Linked DNA regions of Homo sapiens: regions 1 and 2 are each linked to region 3. The links are chromatin loops, found by intact Hi-C in ENCODE. Cell type or tissue: PC-9. All regions are shown on one strand.

Region 1 (8,000 bases), 150 kb before region 3:
AACTCCATCTAAAAAAATTTAAAAAGTAAAGAAAACATGGAACAAAAATTGTATGGCTATATAGGCTAGATATAAGATTAGAAGGAGCCATACCAAAATGAAAGCTGGTTTTATTAACGGTAGAGGGTGTCCAGGTTCTTGGTGTCCTAAACAAAGAATTGGACAAAACATACAAACAAAGCAAGGAAGGAATGAAGGGTTTTATTGAAAATGAAAGTACGCTCCACAGTGTGGGAGTGGCCCTGAGCATAGAGGCTCAAAGGCCCAGTTACAGAATTTTTGGGAGTTTAAATACCTAGAGGATTCCATTGGTTACTTCAGGTACACCCTATGTAAATGGAAAGGATGAAGTAAAGTTACAAAGTCATTTACAGCCTATGCCCTATGGAGACGATATTTCCTGTTATAGCTGAAGTATGAGTCAGCCTTATGCTCCCTGCCTCCAGACCCTATTTTCCTGCCTCAGTTTCTTTGGAAGATGGGTTTGCCCTACTAACTGCTTTTCTGTTATTTCCCAAAGACCCATGATGAACACAGTGGTTTCACTCATGGGCTTTGGAATCCAGTGGTTGGGTTACAGTCTCAGCTCTATTATTTACTAGTTGGGTGAGTCTCAGTTCTCATTTGTAAAGCAAGGATGACAATTGACAGTCTCTCCCTAGGGTGACTAAGAAGTCTGAAGGTGATCTTGTATGTAGAGTGTTTAGCACAAGGCCTGCTGTATATTAAGTCCCCAATAAATGCTAGCTATTTGTTATTGGTTATAATGAGGAAAAAATTTCTATCAAAAGTAAGCACATTAGGGCCAAGTGCAGTAGCATATGCCTGTAATCCCAGCACTTTGGGAGGCCGAGACGGGCAGATCACCTGAGGTCAGGAGTTCAAGACCAGCCTGGCCAACATGGTGAAACCCCGTGTCTACTAAAAATACAAAAAAAATTAGCCGGATGTGGTGGTGCATGCCTGTAATCCCAGCTACTCAGGAGGCTGAGGCAGGAGAATCACTTGAACCTGGAAGGCAGAGGCTGCAGTGAGTCAAGATGGCGCCACCACACTCCAGCCTGGGTGACAGAGCAAGACTCCATCTCAAAAGAAAAAAAAAAAAGATAAGCACCTTAGGACAGGCTCACCCAGATTTGCACAGGGAAGTTTTCCTTTCTCTGTTGGACTCTATTGATGTATTTCTTTGAATGAGTTGCATTTTCAAGATATTTATTTACTGATTGCAGGATATCTGGAGTTTACAAATGGGGCACTTAAATTTCCTTTTGTATACCAAAAAACAGGACACACGGAGAAACAATAAGTATATTTGATTGTCTTTGTGTATTTAAAAGTGCTATATCCAAGACCGTACCAGTGAGACTGAGAAAGGAATTCAAAGCTACTGACTTTAGCTACTTATTACCTCAAGTCTGCAGGCTGTGATTTTTTAAATTTCAGAGTAAGAGATAATAATCTGTACCTCCTTCACCCTTCCTATAGGGTCATTAATAGACTGGGAACTCCCCTGCCACTTCAGGATTCTTTTCAATGTAAAATTTAATATTATTTTGAAAGTGTTACTATAGCTTTAAAGGATTTCATTACCAAAGAAAGAATTCTGTTCATGATAGAAATATCATGCATTTTAAGAAGAATTCATCTTTTTTAAAAAAAAAAGATTCCTTTTTCTCTGTTTGCAATAAATATTGTATTCATTCAAACATTTCTGAAGGAGGACAGATAGTGGGGAAATGATGTGCTTTTTCTTTACGATGAAGGAATCTTCAATAGTTATGTTAGAGAGACTTACTACATGCATAAAAAAGTGCTTGGGCTTCAGAGCAATTAATATTTTTGTATTAATTTGGCTTTAAAGTTTTAATTCCTTAAATTTAGTGAGGAATATTTCTGTGAGTAAATAGCATTTATAAGTAGAGAAGGTCTAAGGTAGAACATTTGAGGTGTTATTTTGTAGAGTGCAGAAACCTAAATGGACTTACATTTATTGTAACCTTGAGTGGCTATGGCTAATTGGCTTAAAATTCTTCTTCTTCTTCTTCTTCTTCTTCTTCTTCTTCTTCTTCTTCTTCTTCTTCTTCTTCTTCTTCTTCTTCTTCTTCTCCTTCTCCTTCTCCTTCTCCTCCTCCTCCTCCTCCTCCTCCTCCTTCTTCTTCTTCTTCTTGTTCTTCTTCTTCTTTTGAGATGGAGTTTCACTCTTGTTGCCCAGGCTGGAGTGCAATGGCATGATCTTGGCTCACTGCAATCTCTGCCTCCTGGGTTCAAGCAATTCTCCTGCCTCAGCCTCCAGAGTAGCTGGGACTACAGGTGCCCGCCACCATACCTGGCTAATTTTTTGTATTTTTAGTAGAGACGGGGTTTCACCATGTTGGCCAGGCAGGTCTCAAACTCCTGACGTCATGTAATCCACCCACCTCGGCCTTCCAAACCAATTTGCTTAAAATTCATTTACAGGTTTTCAAAATGTATTAACATCCTGAAACCATTAATTTGAGCTCTGAGATGGTACAGTTTTAATACTGGTTAATGAAGTTTTTCTAATGTTTCTGATAACTGAATGCCTCTTCTATGATGAGGTCAATTATACTGAATTTAGGGTTGAAGCAGATTGTGTCATAGATTTACCCTCTAAATTGCATTGTAATCTTGTAAGGCACAATTGTAATAAAAATATTCAGAAAGGCACTTGTGTTTGAAATTGCAGCACAGGTTTAGGATCGGAAAGTGTCCAGGGTAATTAGGAGCTATAGATAAAACCAAACCAGAAGCATATCTAGCTTAATTAACATCTTGAACATATTCTACTATATTACATATCTTGAAATCCCACCTATGGACAAGGGATGTTTTTAATCAAATTGCTGCTTCAGTAGATTGTGAGCTTTTTTAAGCTTGATTTTCTAATACTTAGACAATAGTACTTTCGTTGAACTAGACAAATTGAGTAGAATCTTTGTACTCTCAATTGCTTGCATAAGAGTACTAGGCAAAGAAAAGGCTAAATTTGCAAACCCAGCTTAGTCACCAAACCTAACTAGCTGTATAACCTTGACTAGGCTGGGGCCTGTGAAATAAAAAGTTTTAAATGGACTTCAGTTTTCTCGTGTCAGAAAAGGTTGGACTAATAACTTCCAAGGTCTTTTCCTATGCTAAGGTTTTATCAGTGTAATTATGAATTAGGTAAAGTTATAAATTTTATTGTCTGACTGTCCCACTAAGCTTTAAAGCCAGTTTAACCATCTGCTGGACATGACTGGTCTGCCATCCTCACTAAGTCAACCCGTTCCAAATAGAATCAGTCACCTCCCAAACCAACTACATCTCCTGATTTTCCTATTTCTGCAAAAGAGATTATTATTTTTTCAACTAACCAGATTCAGAGCCCCCAATCCAAGTCACTTTTTTGTCCCCCCTCATTCACCCCCCACCCACTCCTCGCCACAGTGTTCAAGTGATTCTCCTGCCTTAGCCTCCCGAGTAGCTGGAATTACAGGCATGCACCACCACACCTGCCTAATTTTTGTATTTTTAGTAGAAACGGGGTTTCGCCATGTTGACCAAGCTGGTTTCGAATTCCTGACCTCAAGTGATCTGCCTGCCTCAGCCTCCCAAAGTGCAGGAATTACAAGTGTGAGCCACCGCACTGGCCCAAGTCATTTTTAATTTCTTCCCAGTCTTCGGCCAATCCCATGGTCAGTTACAAAGTTCTATCAATTTCTTTTTGGTTCTTCTTCAATTCCTCCCAACCCCTGTCCATTATCCCTATCCTCATCTTGGTGTAGACCCAGGTATTCTCATAAAGTAGCCCTTAGCTCACCTTCCAAGTCTTCTTTTCCTAATCTATTATATGTCATTTCTAAATTATGACTCAGAGAACCTCCCAACACAAAGCAGCTTGACTTGCCAAAGCCTTTATTTGTTTGTCCCTCCTCTGCTTTTTCTTCCCCATTCCACGAATCCCTATGAATCTCCTTCTCCTAATAGACTCCACTCATTCTCTCAGAGGCACTCTGTTTATTCACACTGGAGCACTTAGGCGACCACCACTGGCATATTCATCCACACCATATTCATCCACACCTACACAATTGTTAGTGCCCAGGTTCAGTCCACATCCTCCATGTGGTTTTTTTTAACTTCCTCAGCCCACAAAGTTTCACCTGTGCTAATAGCCTACTTTATATGCCACTCTTGAGGCACTGCCAGGCACTGCTTTATCATATCCTGCCTTAAGTTGTTATATTTTGTAGAACAAAAAATGGAATTATAACAATCCTATGGTATTGCTGAAAGTTTAGAGGCCAGAGGAACAGTCATCTCTAATATTTTGATGTATTTCTTTCCAGACCTTTTTCATATGTATGTTTTCTGTTGTTATAATGAAAGTGGCTGGGCACTGTGACTCATGCCTGTAATCCCAGCACTTTAGGAGGCCAAGGCGGGTGGATTGCTTGAGCCCAGGAGTTCAAGACCGGCCTGTGCAACATGGCAAAACCCCATCACTAAACGAACAAACAAAAAAATTAGCTGGGCATGGTGGTGTGCACTTATAGACCCTGCCACTTGGAAGACTTGAAGCAGGAGGATCATCTGAGCCCAGAGGTCAAGGTTGCGGTGAGCTGAGATTGCACCACTGCATTCCAGCCTGGGCAATAGAGTGAGACCTGTTTGAAAACAAAACAGAAACCAAAAACAATAATGAAAGCATATATACAATTTTGCTTTTAATTTTCTTTCACCCAGTATATGAGAAAAAAAAGTATAACTGAGAATAATAAAGTGATACAGGGGGTGCCATGAGAGGACAGAGGGGAAACTAACCCTGTTGGAAGAGGAGCCTAAGAAGGAAAGGTGTCACAGCAGCTATTGTCAGAACTGAATTTCCAAGGACCTGCCAGAGGTAGCCAGAAGGAGGAGAGGGTGTGCAGAAGCGAGAGGCATGAAGCAGTATTGTCCATCTTCAAGAGTGCAGGTTGTTCACTGTGAGTGGCAAGGAACCGGGACATTATAGGTTTGGGTGCCAAGCCAAGCAACATGCATTTTATGTGCCAATGATGAGAAGCCACTGAATATGTTAATAGGTGCTTGGGCCAAACACATCAGTGAAATTGCTAACTTTGGATGACATATACTGCTCCTGTAGTTGTCTACTTGATATCCAACCTCCCCTTCTTTCCAGTAGAATCCTGATTTTGTTAAGGGTGTCAATGTGCCCAGTTAAAATGCTTAGCTCTCCAGACTTCCTCATGGTCTGAAGAGGCCATGTAACCCAGTTCTAGACAATTAGATATAAGCAGATGGGTGAGGTTACTGGGAAAGTGTTTTAAGGCCAGCTGGCATGTATCTTTTACCCTTTTCTCTTTTCTAGAATAACAACACCCGTCCTGGAGGCAGAAAAACCATCTTGTGCCCATGAGGGAGAACACCAAACAAATCTGGATGACTTCCTTGAGTAGCTGCATTTATATTGGACTGTCTACCTCCTGACTTCTTGTCTTGTAAGAAAAATCAATCTCAATTTGGTTAAGCTACTGAGTTGGATTTTCATCAATTTCAGAAATAGCAATAGGTACAGAAAGTTTTAGCTAAGAGCCATTTAGAAATGTGTGTCAATATAATGCTGTCAATGGTAGCTATATCTGTAATAACAACACAACTGTTCTTGGTTTTTGTTTTTGTTTTTTTAAAAAAATTTCTTGCCCTCATATAATTAATTTCAACATGAGAGAGCATGCGTGCTTTTTTTTTTTTTTTTTTAGAAAAGTATGGTTACCTTCCTGGAAGAGCATGTGTATTTTCAAAGCCTCTCACTCCCTCCCTTCCTAGGAATGAGCAGCTGAAGCCAGGAAGCACATGAAATAAGAAAGAGCGCCCATGGCAGGAGGCTTAAGTTAAAGCTTAAGGAAATTCCCAAGATGATGTTTTTAAAGGGCATTCAAAGGGCACAGTCCAGGTAGAAAACAAAATCTAGGATTATTTTAATGAAAACAATTCTCCATTTTATCTTCTCCCAGTAGTCTTCTAGTTCAAAGAGAGAGAAGATTGTATTCATGGAAAATTGATGGATAAGCAATGATTTTTTTTTTTTTATCTGAAAACCCAGGTCCTATCTTCAGTGTGTATTTATTGTATGATCTAAGTTTGGCACTTACATCTTTCATCTCACTTTCTCTTTGTATAAATGGGCACAACTATTCCTGTTCCCTCCCACACATTGATGCTGTGAGGATAAATAAGATCATGTTTATACTTCCATGGAGAAAAAACACTAGGTATACTAAAAATATCACTATTTTCAGAGTCTTTCTTTTTCTTGGAAATGTATAATAATGCCAGTTGCAAATGGTATTGTTGAAGAGTCAAATTTTCCATAAAAGTGATCACCTTTTCAGAAAATAGGTAATTAGTTCTTTGAAAACTAAAAGTTTCTTTTAAAATTTGTAACCATTTTTCAAACTTAGCAGCTTAAATTTGTTGATTTATTCTTCAAATTCATGTTTATTGAATGCTTACTACATGCAATGTATTTTAATGGAAATATTTCCCTCTGGTAAAACAAAATATATTTTACCTTTTATTGATGACTCTGTAAGATACCAATATATGAAAAAAGGATTTTAGCTGACTTCAAATATACCAGCCAACATCACATTAGGTTACAGAAATATAAGCCATAGAGCTAAGTTAAGGAAAATGTTAGTTCTATTCTATGTTGATCAGACAAACCTGGAGTTGAGTTCTACATGCACAGTGTAAGACAAGCTGGGGTATATCTGAAAAGAGGTGATTAAGATGGTGAAAAGTGTGGGAATCCTGTCATATGGGTGTTTAAACTAAAAGGATAGTTAAGATGAAAATTATTAAAACTTTACTTTAAATCATTGAATACCTACCAGAAGAGAAATTGGACTTATTCTGTATGGTTGCAGATGACTAACCTATAAACACAGAATTTTAAGAAGAGAAACATCCCACTTAAATAGAACAACAGTGCCAAAAATGAGCAGAATTGCCTTTGAGGCTCTTGTTTATGGAGATTTTTAGAACAGAAACTGGATGACCTTTGGACAGAGGCTTTGTGGAAAGGGGTTTTGATGGAGTGAGAAGTTGGGCTCAAGGGTCCCTCCTGATTCTGAATGTCTTACGCTCCACTAGGAACCTCACTTACTCTACTAAGTTACCGGAGAGTGATGCCTTTATAGCTTTTTCGTCCTTTGTTTCTGCACTAGAAGGCCTCAGACTGCTGTGGATGTTTTGGTTTTGTTTTTGTACTTATGGCTGCTTTTTAGAGTTTTCCCATCCTTCTCATTACTGGATTGCCTCAGTTTATCCCCTGTCTTTAATAACATCCTGCTCCATTCTAATCTGTTACTTCTAATAGGCTGTGATCTAGAAAGATGTCATAACCAAACTTAATAAAAATACATGAATGATTTAAGTGAGGTCCTGAAGGGCTCTCCTGTGAGTAAAGTCTTTGGTGCAAAGAGTTTTGCCATTTATTTTATTTTATTTATTTTGAGACAAGGTCTCACTCTGTTGCCCAGGCTGGAGTACAGTGGTGCCAACACAGCTCACTGCAGCCTCGACCTCCCAGGCTCAAGCTATCCTCCCACCTCAGCCTCCCAAGTAGCTGGGACCAGAGGCATATGCCACCACGCCTGGCTATGCCATTTATTTTACTTTTTAAAGACCCTTTTAACTTCCTTTCAAGTTCTCAGGAATATTCTAGATTTAACTTATCAATTTTGTGGTTTCTGGGAATTGTTATTGAAATTCTGTAAGTTTGCTAAGCTTCCTACTAATTCATAAAATTACAAAATATTCTGAATCCATGACTGATGTTTTCAAAAACAAAATCATAGGCAATAATATACTTATCCAAGATTTTTCTTATGTAGGTAACCTTTTCTTGGATAGCTTCTTCAAAATGAAAATATCCTTTGTAACTAAACTGGACTATATAAGCAAATGATGTTTATTAGAATGCTGACTATTTT
Region 2 (8,000 bases), 67 kb after region 3:
TTGCAGCTGTAGTTTGTTTTCATTTCTGTATAATTTTCCATTTCATTTTTATTAATTTTTTTTTTTTTTTGAGAAAGGGTCTCCCCGTCACCCAGGCTGGAGAGTAGTGGTGTGATCATAGGTCACTGCAGCCTCAAACTCCTGGGCTCAAGTGACCCTCCCACCTCAGCCTCCCAAAGTGCTAGGATTACAGGCGTGAGCTACCATGCCCAGCCTCCCCATTTTATAAATACACCCCAATTTATTCCTCCCTTGTACAGTTAATGGATATTTATGTTTCCATTTTGGAGCTACAATGAACAATGCTGTTATGAACATTGTAAAACACAAACTGTAATAAACATAAGCACACAGTATATACTTAGGAGTGGAATTATTGTCATAGGATATGCTTATCTGCAACCTCATTTGTTAATGCAAACTAATTTCCAAAGTGTTGTGTCAGTGTCCACTGCTACTAGAAGTGTATGAGAGCTCCTACTGCTTCCTATCCTGGCCAAACTTTGATATTGTCAGACTTCCCAATTTTTGCAAATCTAGGGGGTATATAAAAGTATCTGAATTTTTGTGATTTGTTTTTTTATTTGTTTGTGGGTTTTTTTTTTTGTTGTTGTTGTTGTTTTATGAGACAGAGTTTTGCTCTTGTCGCCCAGGCTGGAGTGCAGTGGTGGCAACCTCCGCCTCCCAGATTTGAGCAATTCTCCTGCCTCAACCTCCCAATAGCTGGGATTACAGGCACACGCCACCATGCCCGGCTAATTTTTGTATTTTTAGAGGAGACAGGGTTTCACCATGTTGGCCAGGCTGGTCTTGAATTTCTGACCTCAAGTGATCTGCCTGCCTCGGCTTCCCAAAGTGCTGGGATTACAGGCGTTAGCCACCACGCCCAGCCTCAAAAAAGAAAAAAAATAAATCAAAAATCAAAATGAATTTAAAAGACACTGATATACCAAGGGCTTAATTTTGTAACAATTTTACAAGATAGATATTATTTTTATCCCCATTTTACAGTTAAAAAAACCCTCAGTGTTCAGGGTTAAGAAACTTGCAGTCTGCCTGGGTGCAGTGGCTCACTCCTATAATCCCAGCACTCTGGGAAGCCAAGGCAGGTGGATCACAAGGTCGGGAGTTTGAGACCTGCCTGACCAACATGGTGAAACCCCCCATCTCTACTAAAACTACAAAAATTACCCAGGTGTGGTGGCACACACCTGCAATCCCAGCTACTCAGGAGGCTGAGGCAGGAGAAATGCTTGAACTTGGGAGGTGGAGATTGCAGTGAGCCAGGATCACGCCACTGCACTCCAGCCTGGGTGACAGAGTGAGACTCCATCTCAAAAAAAAAAAAAAAAAAAAAAGCAAAAAATAAATAAATAAATTTTAAAACATTTACAGATGGGAAGGCAGGGCAAAAAAACAAATACTGAGGCTGGCCGGGCATGGTGGCTCACACCTGTAATCCCAGCACTTTGGGAGGCCAAGCCTGGCGGATCACGAGGTCAGGAGATCAAGACCATCCTGGCTAACACGGTGAAACCCCGTCTCTACTAAAAATACAAAAAATTAGCCGGGCGTGGTGGTGGGCGCCCGTAGTCCCAGCTACTTGGGAGGCTGAGGCAGGAGAATGATGTGAACCCGGGAGGCGGAGCTTGCAGTGAGCCGAGATCGCTCCACCGCACTCCAGCCTGGGCGACAGAGCAAGATTCCGTCTCAAAAAACAAAACAAAAAAAAACAAATACTGAGGCTAGGCACAGTGGCTCATGCCTGTAATCCCAGCACTTTGGGAGGCCAAGGCGGGCAGATCACCTGAGGTCAGGAGATGGAGACCATCCTGGCCAACATGGTGAAACCCCATCTCTATTAAAAATACAAAAATTAGTTGGGCATGGTGGCGCATGCCTGTAATCCCACCTACTCAGGAGGCTGAGGCAGGAGAATCACTTGAACCCAGGAGGCAGAGGTTGCAGTGAGCCAAGAATGTGCCACTGCACTCCAGCCTGGCGACAGAGCAAGATTGTTTAAAAAAAAAAAATGCAAAAACAAAAAAAAAATACTGAAAACATTTTTTCCTTTCTGTTTTAGTTTTTCACCATTTGATAATCTCCTATGACTTCTAATATTAAACTCTTAAAGAAAGTCTTTTCCTTAGGATGTTCTGTTGTAATCAAGAGTCTAATATGTGAGTTTTTTTTTCATGGGTGGGAAAAACAAAGGAAATACAATTTTAAACCTAAAAATTAAGGGATAGAAAAGCTCATGTACATTTTCCTTTAACAAGACTACTTTTTCCTCTTTTGCTTGTATCACCTCTAGGAAAAATAAAAACACACCCCATAAAGAAAACCAATTCTGGGAAATGAAACTTAACAAATATTTAAGAAAAATGTTTTTAGTTTTTTTTGTTGTTTGTTTTGTTTTTGAGACAGAGTCTGGCTCTGTCCACTCAAGCTGGAGTGCAGTGGCACAATCACAGCTCACTGCAGCCTAGCTCTCACAGGCTCCAGTGATCCTCCCACTTCAGCCTCCAGAATAGCTGGGACCACAGGTGCACACTACCATGCCTGGCTATTTTTTGTATTTTTTGTAGAGGCAGGGTTTCACTGTGTTGCCCAGGCTGGTCTTGAACTCCTGACCTCAAGCAACTGCCTCAGCCTCCCAAAATGCAGGGATTACAGGAGTGAGCCACTGCTCCCAGCAGGAAAATGTATTTTTTAAAAGTAGGTATTGGCAGCTGGTTGCGGTGGCTCACACCTGTAATCCCAGCAGCTTGGGAGGCCGAGGTGGGTGGATCACCTGAGGCCAGGAGTTCAAGACCAGCCTGGCCACATGGCGAAACCCCATCTCTACTAAAAATACAAAAATTAGCCGGGCGTGGTGGTTCATGCCTGTAATCCCAGCTACGCGAGAGGCTGAAGCAAGAAAATTGCTTGAACCCAGTTGGCAGAGGTTGCAGTGAGCCAAGATCGTCCCACTGCACTCCAGCCTGGGAAATAAAAAAGCGAGACTCCGTCTCAAAAAAAAAAAAAAGTAGGTATTGGGATGAATATATCTTGAACTTTTAAAAAGTACTGGCATAACAAGGATACTAAAGACCAATGACTAGACATTAGTCTCTCATAAAATCTCCCAAGTTAAATTATGTAAATCCTCAGCCAAATTTTCATTTTGTATATGGAGTTAAATGCTCATGAAGATGACTAAAGAAGCTTCATCTGCTTTTGCCTAATGAGATGAGTTCAGAGAATGTATATAGAGAGAACTGCTCTCCATAAGCAAAGGTGTAACATTCCTCCCAATCCCTGTGCTGTATACCAGGGCTATTTGTCACTCAGATTGGAAGGAACCAGCACCTTCAAACATGCTGCTGTCAACCCAGGGAATTCTTTTGACCAAACATTGAGGACTCCCTATTCCTGCCTCCATATTGTGGCCATTTCTCCAAATGTCCTGTTGGTGGCCTTGACGAGTTTGTTGCCCTTCACAACATCATGTGCTTAGAATAGCTGATTGCTACTGATTGCCTCTCCCAAGTACTCGCAAACAGAATTGAGTTTCCTTTCCACCTCCTCACCCCACACAATTAGACAGGAATAAAACCTAAAAATTGGTCAGGCATGGTGGCTCATGCCTGTAATCCCAGCACTTTGGGAGGCCGAGGTGGGCAAATCACCTGAGGTCAGGAGTTCGAGATCAGCCTGACCAACATGGAGAAACCCCATCTCTACTCAAAATACACAATCAGCCGGACATGGTGATGCATGCCCGTAATCCCAGCTACTTGGGAGGCTGAGGCAGGAGAATGACTTGAATCCGGGAGGCAGAAATTGTGGAGAGCCAAGATCGCGCCATTGCACTCCAACATGGGCAGCAGGAGCAAAACTCCATCTCAAAAAAAAAAAAAAAAAAAAAAAAACACACACACAAACCTAAAAACTGATTCATAAATGTGACAGAAGTGAGAATGAAATTACTTTGTAATTCTTAATTCCTATGCTTTTCCCCAAGGATGGGTTAACACTGACTGAGCTTTGTAAGAAAGCAATTTCAACCATAATGAATCTCCACAGCATCGGCGGAAAGATATAGTTAACATAATGCTACCAAAAAAATAACTAAAGTAAAAGGACAAATGCAAATCCTTTATGGCTTTCTTCTCCTAAACCAGAAGAAATCCAGTGCAGCTTCAGTTCACTGTGACTCTAATCTCTCTCTCTCTTTTTTTCTTTTTATTTTTCTTTTCTGTTTTTGTTTTTTTGTTTTGAGATGGAGTTTCACTCTTGCTGCCCAGGCTGGAGTGCAGTGGCATGGTTTTGGCTCACCGCAACCTCTGCCTCCTGGGTTCAAGCGATTATCCTGCCTCTGCCTCCTGAGTAGCTGGGATTACAGGGATGTGCCACCATGCCTCGCTAATTTTTTGTGTTTTTAGTAGAGGATGGAGTTTCACCATGTTGACCAGGCTGGTCTCAAAATCCTGATCTCAGGTGATCCACCTGCCTCAGCCTCCCAAAGTGCTGGGATTACAGGCATGAGCCACCACGCCCGGCTCTAGCCTCATTGGATATTGAGTTCCCCTATTTATTTGAGAAAAGCATCCTAATTATTAATCTACAATTGCCTTATACTAAAGGCACAATATCAATCCCACCATAGCAGTGTTCCTAAAAGGTCAGCTCTAGCTAAGGAAGTCTGAGCCCTACAAGAGTTTTCAATGTTTGTCTTTTCCTTAGCAGTCAGACACTGGTTGTTTACATTTTAAATAGTTTTCACTAATTGTTTTTCATATTTTTAATGTAAATGGACACGTTTTGAAAATTAGTGAATACAGAAGGGATGCAGAATTAATAAATGCTTGCCTTTTTTCAGTTAACAGAGCAGAAGAGACCACTGCTGTGCTGAAAAGTATTATCCCAGAGCACCCCCTTATGGTAAAATGCACTAAGGAAGTAAATCCATGGGAAAAAAAAAATCACAAAGTGTTTCGATCTCAGGAGACAGATGCTGCTTTCCTACTCTTAAGAACGTTTCACCTTTTTTTTTTTTTTTAAAGAAACAGGGTCTCACTGTGTCACTCAGGCTGGAGTGCAGTGGTGTGATCATAACTCACTGCAGCCTCGAATTCCTGGACTCAAGGGATCCTCCTGCCTCAGCCTCCTAAGTAGCTGGAACTATAGGTGCATGCTACCGTACCTGGCTAACTTTTCTGGGGGGACGGGGGTAGAGATGGGGTGTTGTTGTCCAGGCTAGTCTTGAACTCCTGGTCTCAAGCAATCCTCCCACTTAGGCCTCCCAAATCACTGAGATTATAGGCATCAGCCACTGTACTTGGGCTGAACCCTATACTCTAGATCCATTCAGTCATGGCAAACCTAAACTAGCATAGTTGTTAAACTCCTGATGAGCTTAATTCCCAGATGGATTTCTTCTACCACCAGCTGGACTTGAAGTATTTTGTAAAGTGTAATTTTTCATTAAGCCATTCATACCCACTTAACTCCTCTTGGATGCCACTTCATAGCCAGCTCATGTTATGAACACTGTATGAACTGTTATTCACTAGTAACAGTAAGCTGTTATTCACTAAACAGGATCACTGATTTCTATTGTTAAGATCATCAGTGGCCATAGCTGTAAACATGGTTCTCTGGAGGATTTTTGCTGCAGCTGGAAAGACAAGAAATGAGATAATAATTCTGACCCAAGCAGGCAAACATCTATAATAATTTAGCACATCAGGAAATTCACACATAGCTTCTTTTTTCCTGTTACATTTTAACACATTGTTTAGACTTTTCAAGTGTTCTGTATGTCTTGAGAATAAATCTCCATGTTCTTGTCTTATTCAAAAAAGGCATCAAATTTAAGCATGCTTGGACAGTAACTAGTATGATAGAACTTGGTTTACTAGCATATTTAAATGCTAATAAAGATAATAATATTAGATATTGAGTTCCCCTATTTCTTTGAGAAAAGCATCCTAATTATTAATCTACAATCGCCTTATAGTGAAGGCACAGTATCAATCCCACCATAGCAGGGTTCCTAAAAGGTCGCCCTAGCTAAGGAAGTCTGAGCCTTACAGAGTTAAATGTGGTCTACATGTTAAATATGGGATCAACACCAGCAGTGGTGACTTGAAAAACTGTCTCACAGGTACAAGACTAAATATCAGGATACAGGGGGCCAGGGGAGGAGGGACTGCTATTAGACAAAAGACGCAAACCAAATATCCAAACCAGGCCAGGCGCAGTGGCTCATGTCTGTAATCCCAGCACTCTGGGAGGCCAAGGTGGGTGCACTCAAGGTCAGGAGTTCGATACCAGCCTGGCCAACGTGGCAAAAACCCCATCTCTACTAAAAATACAAAAATTAGCCGGGCATGGTGGCGCATGCCTGTAATCCCAGCTACTTGGGAGGCTGCGGTGGGAGAATTGTTTGAACCTGGGAGGCAGAGGTTGCAGTGCACCAAGATCATAACACTGCACTGCAGCCTGGGAAACAGAATGAGACTCCTTTCAAAAAAAAAAAAAAAAAAAGAGTTCCCCACTGTAAGAGTGAGCCAGTTGCTGCCAGGGTTTGGGTCCTCATGACCAGAGCTGGAGCACGGTATCTACCTCAAAGCATCTAGGAGTAAGAACATTCTGAAAGGTAAGTCCAAGTTCTTAAAGAGTTCTAAGAATTCATTTGGGGTAATCAAGATCAATGCAAGTCCAAATGGCAGGAAACATTATCTAGAGCAAGAAAAGGAACCAGGGTGGACACACCCTGGGCAATACATGTGAATGGATCTTGTCTTTTTTTCCTGGTTGTTGAGTTGGGTTGCATAAAAGGTACAGAGTTAGGGTGAGAGAGAAAAACAGAGACTAAAAGATTGAGAAACTTTCATTTCCTTATAATCTCCTTTCCCCACCTACATATACATAGACACAACTACTAAGCACAGTGCCTTGCACATAGAAGATACTCAATAAAGAGTTGTTAAATTTTATTTTATTTGTTTGAGACAGGGTCTCCCTCTGTCACCCAGGCTGGAGTGCAGTGGCGCCATCTTGGCTCACTGCAGCCTCTGCTCCTCAGGCTTAAGCCATCCTCCTAACTCAGCCTGCTGAGTAACTGGGGCCACAGGCAGGGGCCACCACACCCAGCTATTTTTTTGTATTTTTCGCAGAAGCAGGGTTTCGCCATGTTGCCCAGGCTGGTCTCCAGCTCCTGAGTTCAAGCAATCAGCCCACCTCGGCCTCCCAAAGTGCTAGGATTACAGGAGTGAGCCACTGTGTCCAGCCACATTTTTAAAAATAACTTAAAACAAAAATCAATGTCACTGGCCAGATGTGGTGGCTCACACCTATAATCCCAGCACTTTGTGGGGCCAAGGCAGGTGGATCACTTGAGCTCAGAAGTTCGAGACCAGCCTGGCCAACATGGTGAAACCGTGTCTCTATTAAAAATACAAAAATTAGCCGGGAGTGATGGTGCACACTTATAATCCTTGAGCCCAGGAGGTGGAGGTTGCAGTGAGCTGAGACAGCACCACTGCACTCTAGCCTAGGCGACAGAGTGAGACTCCATCTGAGAAAAAAAAAAAGGTCAGTATCCCCTAGAGTTCCATCATTGACTTTCTTATCTTGTCACTGGGTGATCTCTCACCTTCACTTGTATTTTTCAAGTACCTCTCTTACACTAACGACAAAATCTCTATCTTCAATTCTAACCTCTTGCCTATTAGGTTCACCTGGATAACCTAGAGGTAACCAGATTTACCACCTCCCAAACGGAATTCATTAACTTCAGTTGTGACTTCCTCCTCCAGACCCTCCTCAAGTATTTGTGAATCACTCATTTATCCAGTTAGAAATCTGGAAGTCAGGCCAGGAGCAGTAGCTCACGCCTACAATCCCAGCCCTTTGGGAGGCCGAGGTGAGGGGATCACCTGAGGTCAGGGGATCACCTGAGGTCAGGACATCACCTGAGGTCAGGAGCTCTAGACCAGTCTGGCCAATAT
Region 3 (8,000 bases):
GATGCAATGGAAATTCTCAATAATAGGATAATCTTTTAATAGTGTCCTCTAAATGAGGTCAAATCTGTGGGGATATGACCATGAGCCAAATAGCAGTGTCCATCTGGCTCTGTTAAACAGAGAGCAAGGCCTATTATGGGTAAACATAGTTCTTGGGGACACTTTAGGTTCTTGCAAAACAAATCCTTTTCTAAACGATCGGAGATTTACCAATTCTAAAGGGTGGGAAAAACAACCTTGAAAATGTCTCGTGCTGGCTGTCCCTCTGCCACTCCCCTGGAATGCCTGAGAACAAGAGTGAGCACCGCCTGGCCCGCTGAGTTTTGTGAGAAGTCCCAGGACTGAATCGCTTTTGTGCTCATTGTTTCAATGATAAGCAGTCCCTGAGCCTAACTTTATCAAAGGGCCAAACTCACATCTTATTTCCCACAGTTTGGAAGGAAAACATTTATGAATAACATCAATTTTGCAAGAGAGATTGGTATGATAAAAATGGAATAGAAGCAAAAGGGTATGCCTCAAATGACTGACAGTTTCTTTTTTTAAGTCTCTCAGAAAATGATTTGTCTGAAAATACTTTTTAAAAAATGATTCCCTAGTCCCTGTGTTCCTACACTTTAACCAAAGAAATGTAAACATGTCTCTACTGTTTGAGGATTACTGATTGTGTTTGAAATGTGCATTTTTTTAAATGACAAATTCCCAGATTTATTATCAGTCAGTTTATGTATGTGAATAACTAAAAAAGCAGAATGTTAGTCATGAGAAAGAAAGAAATATGCACTGGGATAATAGATATTTCCAGAATGTGAGATGTATGTTCCATTAAGAGAGGGTTTTGGCCAGGTGCGGTGACTCACGCCTGTAATGCCAGTACTTGGTGAGGCCAAGGTGGGCGGATCACTTGAGCCCAAGAGTTTAAGACCAGCCTCGGCAACATAGGAGGACCTCATCTCTACAAAACCCACAAAAAATTAGCTGGGTGTGGTGGTGCATGCCTGTAATCCCAGCTACCTGGGAGGCTGAGGTGGGAGGATCATTTGAGCCTGGGAGATCAAGGCCATAATTGCAACACTGCACTCCAGCCTGGGCCACAGAGTGAGACCCTGTCTTAAAAAAAAAAAGGAAGAGTGTTTTGGTAAATGCTGAATACGTTTCTAGTTTCTTAGTATGTCACAGGCAGGGAAACATGTTCCAAAGTGTGATCATTAGTAATTAATTTATTATTAAATCCAAGAATATCCAAGATTTACTAGGAATGATTTAATCATAGTGTGCCCATGTGACCAGGGGGGAACAGCAGCCAGACAAGGAACGCTGCTTCCCAAAAAGCAAAACAACCACTGTTAGCAGATTTTCACAGTATCGGTTAACTATTCTGCCCAGAAACTCCCTGGATGCCTCCTCAGCTAGGACACTACCAAAGATTTCAAACTTGGTGAATAAAAAATAATCCCAGCACTTTGGAAGGCCAAGGTGAGAGGATTGCTTGAGCTCAGGAGTTCGAGACCAGCCTGGGTAACATAGTGAGACCACGTCTCTCCAAAAAAATAAAACAATTAGCAGGGCATGGTGGTGTGTGCCTATAGTCCTAGCTATTCAGGAGGCTGAGGTGAGGATCACTTGAGCCCAGGAGGTCGAGGCTGCAGTGAGCCATGATCTTGCCGCCATACTCCAGCCTGGGCAACAGAGCAAGACACTGTCTCAAAAAAGAAAAAATATATCAATGCTAGCAAGCAGCAATTAAGAGTTTACTACATGCAAGGCACTTTTCTTAGTGCTTTACAGGTGTTATCCCCATTTTATGCTCCTAACCACCCCTGAGGTGCATGCTATTATTATTCCCATTTCTCAGAGGAAGAAACAGAGGTGCAGGAGACTGATTAAATTGTTCAAGGACAGTCAGATAATAATTGTGAAGTCTGAATTTGAACCCATGCATTCTAACTCACAGTGTTCATATTTCAGCTCCTAAAAGGGCATTCTTGCATTTAGAAAGGAGTCCATGTGAGATAATGCCAACTGCACCATTTTCCTTCACGCCTGTTTCTTTAGTTGAGGGAAGAGAATTGAAAATCAGCATTTTCTTCCGGTTTTTTTTTTACACACTCCAAATTGTAATGTATTCTATCATACCACTATGTGGCTGTGTCATTTTCTACTCCTTCCTATGGTTACAGCGCCATCAGAGTAATGCTGCCTAATGTCATTTATATTAAGAGGAAATGGAAATGGTAAGAGTCCCTTCTTTTTTTTTTTTTTTTTTTTTTTTTTAATTTTTTCGAGACAAGGTCTCACTCTGTCACACAGGCCGGAGTGTGGTGGCGTGATCACAGCTCACTGCAGCCTCAACCTCCTGGACTCAAGCAATCCCCTTGCCTCAGCCTCTTGAGTAGCCTGTGGTCCCAGCTGGATGCACGCCACCACACCCAGCTGATTGTTTTTTAATTATTTGTAGAGACTGGGTTCTGGCTATGTTGCCCAGGCTGGTCTCGAACTCCTGGGCTTAAGCAATCCTCCCTCCTCAGCCTCCCAAAGTGCTAGGATTACAGGCATCAGCCGCTGCCCAGCAAGAGTCTCTTCTTTACCTTTGCCCTTTTCCTCTTGGTCTGATTTTCTGAGGTCGATTTTGGCAGAAGGTCCACTTTTGCATGTATCAGTAATGATCTTGAATGAGCAACTATGAAATTCAACAGCATTTCAGATCAGTCCTGTCAGCTCTGACCTTTGCTGTATAGAGAAATTCTGCTTGCAAGATGAATGAGAAGGAATTACACCAGAGAGAGACAAGGAAATGGGAAAAAATAGAGAATGTAGGCACTTTGTCAACCAAGGGGAGGGAGATAGGGGCAGGAAACAAAAGATAATGATATAAGAGAATCAAGGAAAGCAACAGCTAGAAAAAGGCAGTTTGCAGGTGGTGGAGGCTGCAGTGAGCTGAGATGACACCACTGCCCTCCAGCCTGGGCAACAGAGCAAAACTCTGTCTCAAATTAAAAAATAAAAATAAAAAAAGGCAGTTTGTTCTAGTAAAAATATGCAGAATATTTCAAGGTAGAATATATTCAGTTAATCAATTCTTCCATTGCTAGACACCATGATTTATGTAAGGTATTTCTGAATATTTATTACAAAAATTTTCCATCTAATTTTCCTGCTGTTAATTGTGTTTGAAGAGCCAGAAAAGCTACAGAAGGTGAAATAATACAGAAACCGTAAACAATGGTAACCAGGAAATTAGGGAAACCCATTACTTTTACCATATACTAAAATTGATTTTTTTTTTTTTAGACCGAGTCTTAATCTGTGGCCCAGGCTGGAGTGCAGTGGCACGATCTCGGCTCACTGCAACCTCCGCCTCCCGGGTTCACGCCATTATCCTGCCTCAGCCTCCCGAGTAGCGGGGACTACAGGCGCCCACCACCACGCCCGGCTAATTTTTTGTATTTTTAGTAGAGACGGGGTTTCACCGTGTTAGCCAGGACGGTCTCGATCTCCTGACCTCGTGATCCGCCCGCCTCGGCCTCCCAAAGTGCTGGGATTACAGGCGTGCGCCACCGCGCCCGGCCCCACAGCTGTTTTTAATGCAGAGACCCAGGCCTCTACCTCAGAGAGTCTTGTTTCCAAAGGTCTAGATGGGGCCCGGGGAGGGAGATTTTCATAAGCACCTGTGGTAACTCAGATAGAGGTGGTCTACAGACAAGACTTTGAGAAGCACTGCTCTGGACACTTTTACAGAATAGACTCGACAAATCCACTTGGATTTGTCGGATATGAATCTACTTGGCCTTTGTCACAAATATTATTTTATGAATAACAGAATCATTAGTCCTGTTATGGTTACCCCAAAACTAAGATGATGGAAAAGGAAAATTGAAAGAACCTCACATAACAGCCCTGTAGAGTCGGTAAGAGAGATTCCTTAAAGTCAGTCAGAAAGGAGATTCCTCTGGCAATTATGTACCCTTACTTCCTAACCTGGCCTTGTATAGACCTGTGAAATACCTAAATTTGTCTTTGCTATCTCTACCCCTCAATCCACTTTGTACAATCTCTCCCCAGCTACCTGTCGACTTCATCCTGCACAGGGTGTACACCAAGATGCTGGACAAAGCTCTCAACTCCCAACTTTCCCTCCAGCCTCAGTCTACTTACTTATCAAGATGTTACTCTTGACCAAGAGATTGATAGGTTCATAATATAAATCATTATAATGCAATACTTTCCCACTTTCCCACTTCCCAATTTTCTCCTAACACAATGCCTTCATGACCCAAAGAAGCCAGGCATGTCTGCAAACTTTTTTTTCTTTCTTTTTTTTTTTTTTTTTGAGATAGTCTCACTCTGTCACCCAGGCTGGAGTGCAGTGGAGCAACCTCAGCCTCAGCTCACTGCAACCTCCACCCCCTGGGTTCAAGCGATTCTCCTGCCTCAGCCTCCCAGGTAGCTGGTATTACAGGCGCCCGCCACCACGCCCGGCTCATTTTTGTATTTTTAGTAGAGATGGAGTTTCACCATGTTGGCCAGGCTGGTCTCCAACTCCTGACCTCAGGTGATCCGCCCGCCTCGGCTTCCCATAGTGCTGGGATTACAGACGTGAGCCACCATGCCCGGCCTGCAGAAAACATTTTAATGGGTGATTCTAATCATAGGTATTTCAGGCACTGGTGGCAGGCCAGTGGTGGGGATATTTTTGGTCAGATGTGCCTTTCAATGCCTCATAAATCAGGCTGCCTAGGCAGCTTTGTAATTTTCCCTTAGGCAGTAGCAGTCCTGCACACACACCCCATTGTAACCCTCAGAGGCTTAAGAATAAGGAGAAAGGTGAACAGGAAGTAACATTGAGAAAGGAAAACATGGAGAGTGGATTCACTTACCCTCTCTCAGAAATGTACATTCAAGCCACAGATAAAATAAGAGAAATCCACACGGACTCCACACTTTTCCTTCCCATTCCTGTGAAAGAGAAATAAAATCCAGGATAGCATTTTTTTGGTTACATATGGGGAGAAAAATCAAGGAGATGTACACAACTCGCATCACAGCAAACAGAATTCCTTAACATCAGAAACACTCTTACATACCAACACTCTCTTACACATGGGGACTTGCTGGGCAGTGACCTTCAGTGACCTAGCTTTTGATACCAACTGAGAATACACAACTGGATATTTTTATCCGCATGTTTTCTGCCTCTCTGATAAATGTTATACTAAACAGTGGGAAGCAAAAATACAGTGAATGCATTTTTTCAGACCATATTTACAAGTACACTTAATTTGCACGCCCCCAAATTTTATAGGTTTCACCAAATGCTTCAAGAGAGAAGATTAAGTTTAGGAACAACCTGCCTCTCCAAGTTTTCACTTGCCCCGAGGTTATTATCCTACCAGAACTGGCTAAGGCTCTTTGAGAAGTAGTGTTTAAAGCCTCATATTGTTCAGGCTTACATCTATAATCCCAGCACTTTGGGAGGCTGAGGCAGGAGGATCCCTTGACCCTAGGAGTTCAAAACTGGCCTGGGTAGCATAGGGAGATCCCACTTAATTAATCAAAAAAATTTAAAAATTAGCCGGGCATGGTGCCACGCACCTATGGTCCCAGCTAGTTGGGAGGTTGAGGTAAGAGGATTGCTTGAGCCCGGAAGATCGTGGCTGCAGTGAACCATTATTACGCCACCTAACTCTAACCTGGGCAACAGAGTGAGCCCCTGCCTCAAAAAATAAAAATAAAATTAAAGTTGACTTTTCGGGATTCAATAGCTTTATGAAATGTCTTTTCCTTTTGTAAACACAAAATAACACACGTGTAAGAACAAAACAACAAATACCTTAAGACATCACGAGTAATTTGTAATCTACAGATCTGTAAATGAATAAATAAATGTATAAACTATCAACTTTTTTTAAGACAGGGTGTCGCTCTATCATCTTGATTGGAATGCCGTGGCAAGATCACAGCTCACTGCAGCCTTGACCCCCGGTGGCTCAAGTGATCCTCCCACCCGAGTAGTTGGGACTACAGGCATTTGCCACCATGCCCGGATAATTTTTTTTTTTTTAAGAAGATATAGGTTCTCCCTATGTTGCCCAAACTTAATCTATAAATTTTTGTGGCAATAAACAGATGCTTCCGCTTTCTAACTCTCCCACTGAATAGATAGTTCATTATGTAAATTCCTTACTGAACTGACATGATTTAAGGAGAGATAGGGTTGGGATCAGCATTTTCAGAGTGTCAAACACCATCACAGTCATCATCTCAAGGAATCCTCAGAACAACTTTGAAGTTGGGATTATTATTTCATTTTACAGATGAAGACCACGAGATTAAGGGGAGTAAAGTAACTTGCCATAGGCCAGACAGCTAGCAAACTAGCAGAGCCAAAACCTATAGGTGTTAAGTTAATGAATAAACCTATAGGTGCTAAATGAGCAAATGAAGATCTACAATCCAACAACACTATATCTGCCTGATTCCACACCCTACGCTCCTGCAACTACATCACACTGCTTTAAAGCTCTGAGCTCCCGAACAGTGTCATTTGTTGGATTGTAGATCTTCATTCGTTACTTTAGCACCTATTTCTTGTCAGCCTCCTGTGCGATAGGACCAGTTCTAGGTTCTGGAGATATAGCAGCGCATGACACAAAATCCCTACTCTGCATTCTACACTCTCCATTCTAGTGGGGGAGGTCCTTCAGAAGATCTCTCTAATAATCCCCGCTCTTTCTCTCCATTGTAGGGCTTCTTTTGGGAGTGCTCAATGCCCTAAATGGATTCAGAGAAGTATTTTGTTTCCATCACTAAAGGGAAAATTCAGAACAAGAGACCTCATCCTCTTGATCGTATTGAATACTGTTTTCCCCCAGGTGACTTGAAAGCAGTCAATGACTAAATTCTCCAGAGTAGAAAGCTGTTATAATTGGACAATGGCCACAAAACAGGAGTTTTTGAGTTACACTTAATGCCCAGGAGGAAGCAGCAGAATTCTTCCTCCCACCACCCATTACCGAGCTGACAAGGTCCTGCTCTGTGCTGCGCTCGTTAATTTTCCTTTTGGCTTTAAAGATTTACAACAGCTCCTGTCGGCCCCCCATGTGAGAGAAAGTCAGGGATCCCTGCCCGCCCAAGCCATGGAGAGCTGGCTGGCTTTGTTCCCCACAAGCCTGCCAGGAGCTCCTCGACTCCCGTCATGGTAGCTTGGGAAGATTCACTTGCCTCTGTGAGAAATAACAGTGACCATAAAAGAAAAAATAAATTCTAGGCATTCTTTCAAGCCTTTGGGAAGTTCCGGCACATTCCAGCTGCGAAAGAATTCAAGTCTCTCCACTCATGTCAAAGCTCCAGCCCCTTGCATGTGTGCTTTGCACATTTAATAGAACCAAGCCTAGTAATTAACTCTATAAATTCTCTCCCTGCCTTATTTGTCATGAACTGCAAGCTGATGCTATAGGGAGGTCAACCTGGGATTTAGTGAGTTATTCTCAGGCTTTGGGCAATGACAGATTTCAAAGGTTTGAAGCTTCTCAACATTAAGCATTGCTATTCCAGAGCAAGGAGCCAATCATCTGTGACCCAGAGATTTTGCTGAATATTTTGTTCCTTAAGCTTCAGAAATTCACATCCAAAACTATTTATGGTTGTTGTAAAGAGAAGTCTTCACTCCTTTATACAGTCCAGACAGCCAGATGTTCTTGTGTCTTTTTCTGGGCCCAGGTGCATCCTCCAAATCACCCGTTTGAGCCTCTCCTGTAAATCTCAAACTCACCTATGATTCCATTTAAGAAGACTCGCTTCCTGCTTACCTCCTAACTTTTCTTTGCCTATTTCTTCCTCTATAAAGGAAGGGAGGGCCAGACGCGTGGCTCACACCTATAATCCCAGCACTTTGGGAGGCTGAGGCAGGAGGCTTGCTTGAGCCCACGAGTTTGAGACCAGCCTAGGCAACAAAGCGAGATCCAATCTCTAAAAAAAAAAATTTAAGGCTGGGCGTGGTG

Evidence for each region. Hi-C counts contacts between places; a loop is a spot of excess contacts. Peaks named below come from ENCODE experiments on the same cell type or tissue, not always from the same donor. Only the 100,000 strongest peaks of a DNase experiment are listed, where the experiment ranks them.
Region 1: it touches region 3 in a loop (5-fold over the local background); 7 of 110 quality-filtered maps call a loop at or near these places.
Region 2: a loop joins it to region 3, with 6 times the contacts of the local background. A loop is called at or near these places in 2 of 110 quality-filtered maps.

The regions. Positions count from the first base shown.
Region 1 is chr12:95,793,029-95,801,028 of GRCh38, reverse strand. SNRPF-DT (SNRPF divergent transcript) reads left to right here. Exons shown (of 3, transcript NR_135014.1): 3 at 5,372-5,684. Among named protein-coding and RNA genes, the nearest start is that of LINC02410, 6.1 kb to the left of the region's middle. In PC-9, no CTCF peak of the experiment used is centred here; DNase peaks (open chromatin) are centred at 3,878 and 4,618; H3K4me3 peaks cover 741 bases; H3K27ac peaks cover 5,501 bases.
Region 2 is chr12:95,579,562-95,587,561 of GRCh38, reverse strand. No RefSeq gene overlaps it. Among named protein-coding and RNA genes, the nearest start is that of USP44, 32 kb to the right of the region's middle. In PC-9, a CTCF peak has its summit at 4,930 (motif pointing left); a DNase peak (open chromatin) is centred at 4,921.
Region 3 is chr12:95,646,284-95,654,283 of GRCh38, reverse strand. It overlaps the pseudogene PGAM1P5. Among named protein-coding and RNA genes, the nearest start is that of USP44, 99 kb to the right of the region's middle. RefSeq lists a silencer at 97-391. In PC-9, no CTCF peak of the experiment used is centred here; DNase peaks (open chromatin) are centred at 873, 2,743 and 4,743; H3K4me3 peaks cover 570 bases; H3K27ac peaks cover 7,195 bases.